2 separate regions of the Homo sapiens genome follow, and region 2 is linked to region 1. Evidence: chromatin loops called from intact Hi-C (ENCODE). Cell type or tissue: HCT116. All regions are shown on one strand. Each heading gives the region's core, and the rest is flanking DNA. Links, peaks and the distances in the headings are about the cores only.

Region 1 (4,398 bases), core at 144-4,143:
GTCTCAGTCTTGGAGACCAAGCTCTTCTTCCACCCCCTTTGAGACCTCCTTGGTGATTCATTCAAAAGTCAAAGAGACATGGTGGTTCCAAAACAGATGGAGATCTTGCCCAATGTCCCTTTGCTCTGTTAAGTATATGTTAGGAGAACTCACGTGAAGGAAAATGTTGGAATCACCTAATGTCCCATGTCCTTAGCTAGCATCAGGATCTTTTCCCTTCCATGGAGTCATTTATTCATTCATGCAGCTACTTGATATCTTACTCAAGGCTCTCCACTAAAGATGATAAGACCTAGTTTCTGTCCTTCACTGTTGTGTTTATATTCTACTTAAGAGGTTATTCCAGAAGCTCTTACACAAGGTTGAAGCAGTCAAGTGCCATTAAAGAGATTTGACTAATTAACTCCAGGAGTTTAGAGGTCTACAGCTCCAAATTTAAGAATTATGGGAGTGGAAGTGGGAACATTTATAGTATTTGGATATGCTTAAACAAGCAACAGAGGGGTTATCTCAGGCAGAGAGAACCGTTATTCAAAGACACAATGTTAAAATCACAAGTGATCTAGTCTAGCTGGAAGGGTGCAGAAAGAAAGTTGGAAAGGGCCGTTGTCAGATCATAGAGGACCTGGACTCCCAGAATGAGAATTTTGGCTTTTCTTCTGCTCCCTGTTTTGTAGGTTATAGGGAGTAGCAAAGTATTTGGGGCAGAAGTTTGGCAGGTTTAGAATGTCAATTTAGCAAAATTAATCTGGCATCATCCTATAAGACTGATTGAAAAAGGAGAGAGTGGGGAAGTAGAAACCCATTAGGAAAGAGCAGGGTTGGCTGGTAATCCTCAACCAAAAATTTCTCCCCAAAACCTTTGAGGGACAACAGGCTTCCAAAGTGTTCTTAGAGTGTCTCATTTCCTCAGAGTTCTATATTCAAGGGAAATCCCTCAGTAGATATCCTAGCTTGGACCTACACCTAAGGTCTTAGAAAAAAAACAAGGCTACCTTGTTCCCAGGTCCCCATGTACTCCTGAACGGCAAGCAGTGGAATGATGGCAGGTACAGCGAGATGCCAGAGGGTTTGATGAGGGCAAGAGTCAACAGACCCTGGCCAAAGACTCTTGGTTTTTCCTTTAAATGTTAAGATGTTTCCCATCAAATTTCTCTCCACTTATTCACATTGTTAATGACTTAATCAGTGAAAGCTCTCAGGAGTATTATTAAATTTTTCAAATAGTTGGCCCAAAGTATTGAATCCCTAAAGATGGTCCTTTAGACAGTTAACATACACATGTTCCTGGCATCTCCCGAATCATAGTGTGCAAATGATCACTATTTGTGTGCATATAGGACTAGGCTAGGCAGGTAACCACATCTGAGCGCCTCCATTTGTGACTTGTGAACCTGATACAACATGTCCAATCTGATAAAATAAAAAGCATCCAGCCAGTGAAGAGGACGTGTACCCTGGCTGATATCTTGGACCTTCATCTGCTAAATGACAGGAAGAAATTTGCCATAAAAGGAAATGATGGACCCAACAGGTAGCTTATACTCCCTTCATGTTTTGACCTCTAGAGAAGACTTCAAGTCTTTACAGCCAAACGGGAGAGGCAGCCACCCTCCATGTGCCTCCCCTAGAAAAATCCATCTGGATTTGGGGCCTGGGGAAGGGCACTGTGAGGGCGGCCGAGTACAGCATCCTCGCTGCCGTGTGGTAAGAGTGACATCTGGTGGCTGCCATGCTCAGGCTCAGTGCTCTTCCATCAACCCTGCAAGGGCAATGGAGGACTTCGGAGACCACTTAGGTGCCCCAGGTGGAAGGGACCATGCAGATGAAGGAAATGGAGCTCACGATGGGGAATGGGGGTTTGATTTGCTCAAAGACCTTCTAGATAATCTTGAGATTAGACTTAGTTTCCTGGATTCTAGGACAGGGTTCTTGTGTCCTGCTTATTTCCTTTATCGTTCTTTCTAATCAAAGTTTGAGATATACAAAAGGCCACATGGAACATATGTGTAGTTATTCAGCATAATGATGAAAAGAAAAGCTATGGGTCCTTCTAGAATCCAACTAGAACACTGAAATTCTTACATGCCTCTGGGTACTCCTCTTGTCTCCCATCCCCTCTGCATTTATCCTGAAGTTTTGTGTTTTCCATTCCCCTGCTTTTTAAAAATACTTTTATCTTAAATGTATATATCCTTAAACAATATACTGTATAATTTGTTTGCTTTCCTGATCCTTTCTAAGAAATTATTTACATGGATTTTCTCTCTCCAAAGAAGATGGTGACAACTCACAAAGATACCTGCTTTTCCCCAGAACTATAGCTTTGCTGTAATGTACTAACATTGAGGATTTCTGGAAGAGAGAGAGCCATGGCATGACAGCCTTATCAGAGGGTAGCCTCAAGCTAAGATCTTAAAAAATAAGTACTGATTTAAATTATATTTAGAAGGCAATTCACACATCCACCTTAGATTTTTTAAAAATTCATTCATTCATTGAAAAACATTTCCTGATTGATTAGTTTGATTGTCCTCATACACTAATGATGCCCAGGAATCTCTCCACATTCTGCTTGTAATCCACAGGAATCATTATTTCAGGATGAGGGAAAGGCAATTCTGAATAATTGACCTGAACTTTCTTAGGGGCCCTCAATCTTAACGATGGGCTCAGGCACTATATTTTATAAAAAGAAAATAAATAAGACATAATATCTCACAAATATTAGTAGGACAATTAAATAGATCATCTGAAATCAGGTGTAGTGGAAAGTCAAGGATGGCAGTTGCCATGCTGCACTGAGCCCCCCTTATACTTAGCTCTTGCTGAGTTAAGAGGGAACCATGAGTGTGAGAAAGACTAACAAGTGAGTGAAAAACTAGACAGTAATACCAGGAGGAAGGCCAAGAAATGTATCACTAATTTCTTGTTTGATTTCAGAGCTGGAAACAACTTCTGGTGGATTCCTGTAGTGGGCCCTTTGGTTGGTGCTGTCATTGGAGGCCTCATCTATGTTCTTGTCATTGAAATCCACCATCCAGAGCCTGACTCAGTCTTTAAGACAGAACAATCTGAGGACAAACCAGAGAAATATGAACTCAGTGTCATCATGTAGTGGCATGCTCAGCTCTGGATTTGCAGTCAGTTTGGGATTCTCTTCAGAAAGATGGCATCTAAGTGTCTGTGTTCTTGTAAGCCTGAGGTGGAATCCACCCAGTTTTGTCTGCTAGCCATATGGGACATCTAATTGGAAAAGCATCTGCATAAAAGTTTGGAAACAATGACCACTTCTCTACCATTGTCCCCCACCCCCACCCCCCAGAATAACGCTGACTGTCCCCTGAAACAGCCTTCTCTCCTGCCCTGTTTATTTCATCCTCGATGGGAATTCTTGCTAGGTAAGCACTAATAACTCGGCATCTTGACGATAGTCCCATTTGGGTGGTTTCAGCTGCACTATCTGTATGAAATGGTGTCACCAAAACCCTTTTCTTCAGTATCGACAAAGATTACATTCTGAGTACCAACCAAACCCTAAATTGAAAGACAAAACTATGGTTTCAGTCAACATATTCATGAATTAGGGAGCTAATGGGTTAAGCTTCCAGTTCCCGCTATGCTACTGGATTTGTATAAATACTGATATTCTCCAAACCTAGTGGTGTAGGGAGCAAGAGAATGCAGCTGGAAGGCACAAGGGGAGGACATTGTGGCATTCAGAAACTGCAGGAGACAAGATGAATTTGAGAAGCCAAATGGAATTTTTAATGGAAACCATTTATCAGATTAATCTCTTGCTCTCCTGCATTTTAGAGGACACCAATTAATTTCCTGGTCTTTAGTATATAATAACCTAAAATACCATTGTAACCTCAGTCATGAAAAATACATCACTCTGTCTTTTTAGCTCAAATGTATTTTCCTAATTGCCCACTTGAGAACAGACATTTGACAAGTTATATCAACGACTGTGCTTGTCCATTATTTTACACATGCCCTAGAAGCCAAAACTGAAAGCCACTGGATCCTGGTCTAGCTGAATCTTCAGAGTGGGAGGTCTCCAAAAAGATATTACCTTATTGGGCTTAACAATTCACAAGGCACTTTCACACCCATTATCTAATTTAATCCTCATAATGACTATGTGAGGCAAATGCCACATTGCCCATTTTTCAGATAAAGAAACAAAATCTTAGGGAAGATAAGTTGAGTTGTCCAAGAGCACACTGAAAGTTGAATGTTATCTAATGCATTCCTCTACCTTTCAGAAGATCAGTAGCTGGCTGACAATCTTTGCCAAATCTTCCTTGCTAGCCAGAAGTGGAATTGGCAGCTTCTAGAATATGTACACCTCTGGACAAAATGTTCCTCAATCTTAAGATACAAAGACCCTCA
Region 2 (4,398 bases), core at 229-4,228, 320 kb before region 1:
TCTCTTAATTCAGTCTTCTCCTTGCAGAGGCTTTTTCTTAAACTCAAGCTTTCCCTGGCAAACTCAGAACAGGATGAAATGATCTGGCAAAGGGAAATGAAGAGGAGGAATTATCCAGGGGATTTGATCCTTGTGGTCATTTTTCAGACAAAAATGTTCCATCCATCCCTTTCTTCAAGAGCAGGAATTTGGTACCTGCAATATCCAGATCATTACATTACTTCTCTTGGCATTTGAAAAGAAAATTGTTTTGTGTGTCTGTGAGAAAGAGATTTAATGTATTTATATTCCTTTGATGCCTACTTCCCCTCTGAGTTTCTATTACCACAACCAATGATCCCCCTGCATGTAGTTTTGTAATGTGAAGCCCACACATAGAGTTTTTTTTTTTTTAAGTAAAATTGAGCTTCTAAAATTACCTAAGAGCTGCCAATTCTGAAAATTAACCTCTGTTTAATTAGTTTTGAATGACAACAAACCCAAACTAGTTAAGGTAGAAGCTGAGAGGAAGGAGTACTATGGGAGTTTTCACATTGAATCTCCTGTGTGGCCCTCAAACCAAAGTTTCAGGAGAATGCTGCCAAATAAAAGAGTGGATGATTAAGTGGAAATTAGGAAAACTTTTGTAAAATTGACAAAGGAAAGTCAGAACATTTCAAAGTTTTCTCAGAACTGAATAACAATATAGATCTTCCCTGTCTTTTTCTACCTCTCCCCGCAAGACCTGAGTGCCGGTCATTTTTTAGAAAAGGTGCTCAAATTGACACTTTGGAGATTTCCAGTGCCTTCTATGTGACATGTTTAAGTGCAGGGCTGTGAGGTGAGCACTGATACCATCCCCATTCATTTCAAAGGCTTAGTGCACTATTCAGGCTCGCGGTGAGGGCCCAGTTGATGCTAGCCACTATTACTCTATTAATTTGTGGGAGTAACCAGCCCTTCTGCTTGGGACTGGAACCATTTCTGATTGGTTGGTAATTGCTTTACTATGTTTTGAATGGTGGCACTTAGTGGGCAGAGTTTTCTAGTAAAATCTCAATAGGTATAAAGTGTACAGGTGTCTTCGTAACTTGTTTATAAGCTTACTTGAAGGTAAAGATATTGTTCCATCGATCTTTGTGGCTCACACAGCACGTAGCACAGTAGTTTTCCATAGTAGGTCCTCAAAGAAACTTTTAAATAATAAAATGAAACCTCTGTGTGTAAAGCCATAGACGTGCTTGGTTGGTTTTGTGAAATCTCGTGTCTAAGCAAAAGGCTGATCGACATGGAAGGGTGATGATACCTGAAGAAATGAGCAAAGGTGCCCCCCAACAGAACCTTCCATGATGATGGAAATGTTCTGACCTATGTTGTCCACTAGGGGAGCCACCAGCCACCAGTGAATGCTGAGCACCTGGAATGTGGGTACCATGGCTGAAGTACTAAATGTTCAAGTTTATTCAATTTTAATTAATTTCACTTGGAAGTTACAGAGCCACATGTGGCTAGTGGCCCCTATACTGAACAGCATAGCACAGGCCTAGACCTCCAGTTGAGAATCTGGCAAAAAGGCCCATTTCAGTTGTAGCCATTGAACAAAAGCAGTGATCTCAAAGTGTACCCCTCAGTCAGCAGCATCGGCATTGCCTGAGAACTTTATTAGACTTGCACGCTTTTGGAGCTCATGCTACACCTTCTGAAACAAATTCTGGGGATGAGGCCAAGCAATCTGTATTTTTACAATCCCTTTGTGGTTCTGATGCACCCTCCCATTTGAGAACCTCTGATCTAATTTAAAATTAAAGCAAAATGAGATTCTGATCTACGCTGGTCACCTTTTCTCTGGCAGTGGTTCTCAGACCTCACCAGTGTGGCCTAGCTGCGTGAGAACCCCCAGGCCAATTTGTTACACATACACCCCCCCACACACTACCGAGTTCTACCCTTTAGGGATTCTGATTTTGAATATCTGGACTAGATCAGAAATCTCTACTTTTTTTTTTTAAAGCTCTGAGATACTTTTCATTCACAGCCAAATTGGGGAACCACTCTTAGATCCGGTCAGAGGGTCTCTGGAATTTTATCTCTGATCACGGCAGGACTTGATCCACTCCATTAACCTATGTCCTGTCCCTCCTTTCCTCCTGAGGCCAGTGGAGAAAGGGACCCCAACCTCACTGACTTTCACAGAGCGTTTTTACATCTGCCATTAGATCAAAAAGGTTGCACTAAGGCCCCTGGGCGCCAGGGGGCTCTGTGGAGACTTTGGGCTTCAGGCTTTTCTGTTGGGTTCTAGACTGTTTTGCAAACTATCCGTGTCCAAGAACCAGGTTTTTCCCCTAAGCTTTTACAGACCATTACTTTTTAAAAATGCAATAAAAGTTACTAGAAAGACACAATAAAGACATAGAAAATACAAGGCCTGATTTTCTCCAACAGTGTTACTGTGAACATTGTAAAATATATAAAAAGTCGAAATAATTGCTTTGTACAGTGAACACCAATATACCCACCACCTGGATCCTACCATTAGCATTTTGTTATATTTGCTTTATTATTTATTGATCCGTGTTTCTATCCATTAATCCAAGTTTGGTTTTTTTTTTGTTTTTTGTTTTTTTTTGTTTTTTTATGAACTTAAAGTAAGTTGCTGACATTAGTGCACTTCACCCCTGGACAGTTCAGTATACATATCACGGACGATGTTTCAATTTTTTTTTTTTTTTTTTTTTTTTTACTTTAGTAGAGACATGGTTTCACCATGTTGGCCAGAACGGTCTCGAACTCCCTGGCTTTGAGTGATCCGCCCACCTTGACCTCCCAAAGTGCTGGGATTACATGCGTGAACCACTGTGGCCAGCCAGGTTTCAATATTTTTACGAATTTTTTTTTTTGAGGCATACTTCACATACTGTGAAATGCACAGATCTTAAATGTACTATTCAAAAAAGAATCTTCAGAAATGCATATACTTGTCTAACCTCAAACAGTAACAAGATACAGAGCTTTTCCATCATCCAGAAGGTTCTCTTGTGCACCTTAGCAGCCAATTTGCACAACAGTTTAACCATAAGTCCTAATTTTTTTTATTATTTGATTCAAGAATAAAGTTAGTTTGTCAAACTGCCATTAGATTTTCTAAATACACATTTTAAATTCCTGAACTTACCTCCTCATGCACTGGTGATAAGCAGCTCCTGAACAGCCTCGCTGGGGGACCACTGTGTAAGTAAAGCCTATTCTGAGATGCTGGGTTCACAGCCCAGGGCCCTGTGACCGTATTCAAAGTCCACTTGCTTGGAAGTCTCCAAAGCTCATCTCTCTGATGGGCACATCCTGTGACGTCCTCTGCATATTCCCTGTGCTCTTGTTGTTTTCACCTCCAAAGGGAAGGAGAGATTACATGGTGCGGTGGGTCTGTAGGGAGAATGAGAGGAGCTCCTTTCTTTACCCTCTCCCTTCTCTGCTACCCTGCAACGGAAGCAAAAGGGACCCCACGGTGGGACTCCCATCGCCAGGAATAATTCCCCCAGGAAACCTTGCAGGCTTCTCCCCCTTCACAACCTCCATGTCTGCAGGTGGTCTCCGTGCCTCAGCAGGGGGCAAAAGGTGGTGCTGCCGCCTCAAGACTGCGGAAGGCTGAACTGTGGGCGGTGATTCCCACCACAAGTTCTTCTAGAACAAGGCATCTTCCTTTTATCCACACCTGAAGTGGGGTCTTACCTAGACACTGGTGTGTTTGGTTACTTCACCTTAAAATGAGTTTGTGGCACCTGAGAGATGCTCTCAGACTCCCCCGCAAACACGGCTTTCAGAGCTGCGGCTCTCAGGATGAAGTTTTGGGATTGCAGGCCGGTCCTCTGGAGGGCTATCGGGTTGGCTCTGTGAAACACTCAGCTATCCCACAAAAAACGATGGCGTGTGTGCTGTGGGAAATGCATCCACTGCAGGCTAGAAGGCTCATACCGCAGTAAGCTGTGGCTCCTGCCCTGAGAGCCTAAGGTCTGATAGGGGAGGGAAAGTGTGAATGGCCAGTACAACAGTGAGACCTCACACTTACTAGGTTCTTACTATGTAACGTTTTGTAAAGGAGAAAACCAAGGCACAGAGAGATTAAATGACTCTCCCAAGTTCCTACAACTCATTAGTGGTGTGTCTGGAATTGGTTCCTTCCTGTGGGTTCTTGGTCTCGCTGACTTCAAGAATGAAAACACGGACCCTGTGGTGAGTGTTACAGTTCTTAAAGATGGTGTGCCCGGACTTCCTTCCTTCTGGTGGGTTTGTGGTCTTGCTTGACTTCAGGAGTGAAGCCACAGACCTTCGCAGTGAGCATTACAGCTCTTAAAGGTAGAGCACACCCAAAGAGTCAGCAGCAGCAAGACTTATTGTGAAGAGCGAAAGAACAAAGCTTCCACA

Evidence for each region. Hi-C counts contacts between places; a loop is a spot of excess contacts. Peaks named below come from ENCODE experiments on the same cell type or tissue, not always from the same donor. Only the 100,000 strongest peaks of a DNase experiment are listed, where the experiment ranks them.
Region 2: a loop joins it to region 1, with 7 times the contacts of the local background. A loop is called at or near these places in 36 of 110 quality-filtered maps.

What each region holds. Positions count from the first base shown.
Region 1 is chr15:58,181,018-58,185,415 of GRCh38, forward strand. It overlaps AQP9 (aquaporin 9), which reads left to right. Exons shown (of 6, transcript NM_020980.5): 6 at 2,944-4,398. The coding sequence ends at 3,118. Among named protein-coding and RNA genes, the nearest start is that of AQP9, 45 kb to the left of the region's middle. In HCT116, for the core only: CTCF peaks have their summits at 1,723 (motif pointing left) and 1,925; a DNase peak (open chromatin) is centred at 1,754.
Region 2 is chr15:57,864,123-57,868,520 of GRCh38, forward strand. No RefSeq gene overlaps it. Among named protein-coding and RNA genes, the nearest start is that of POLR2M, 160 kb to the left of the region's middle. In HCT116, for the core only: CTCF peaks have their summits at 1,369 and 2,234 (motif pointing right); a DNase peak (open chromatin) is centred at 2,219.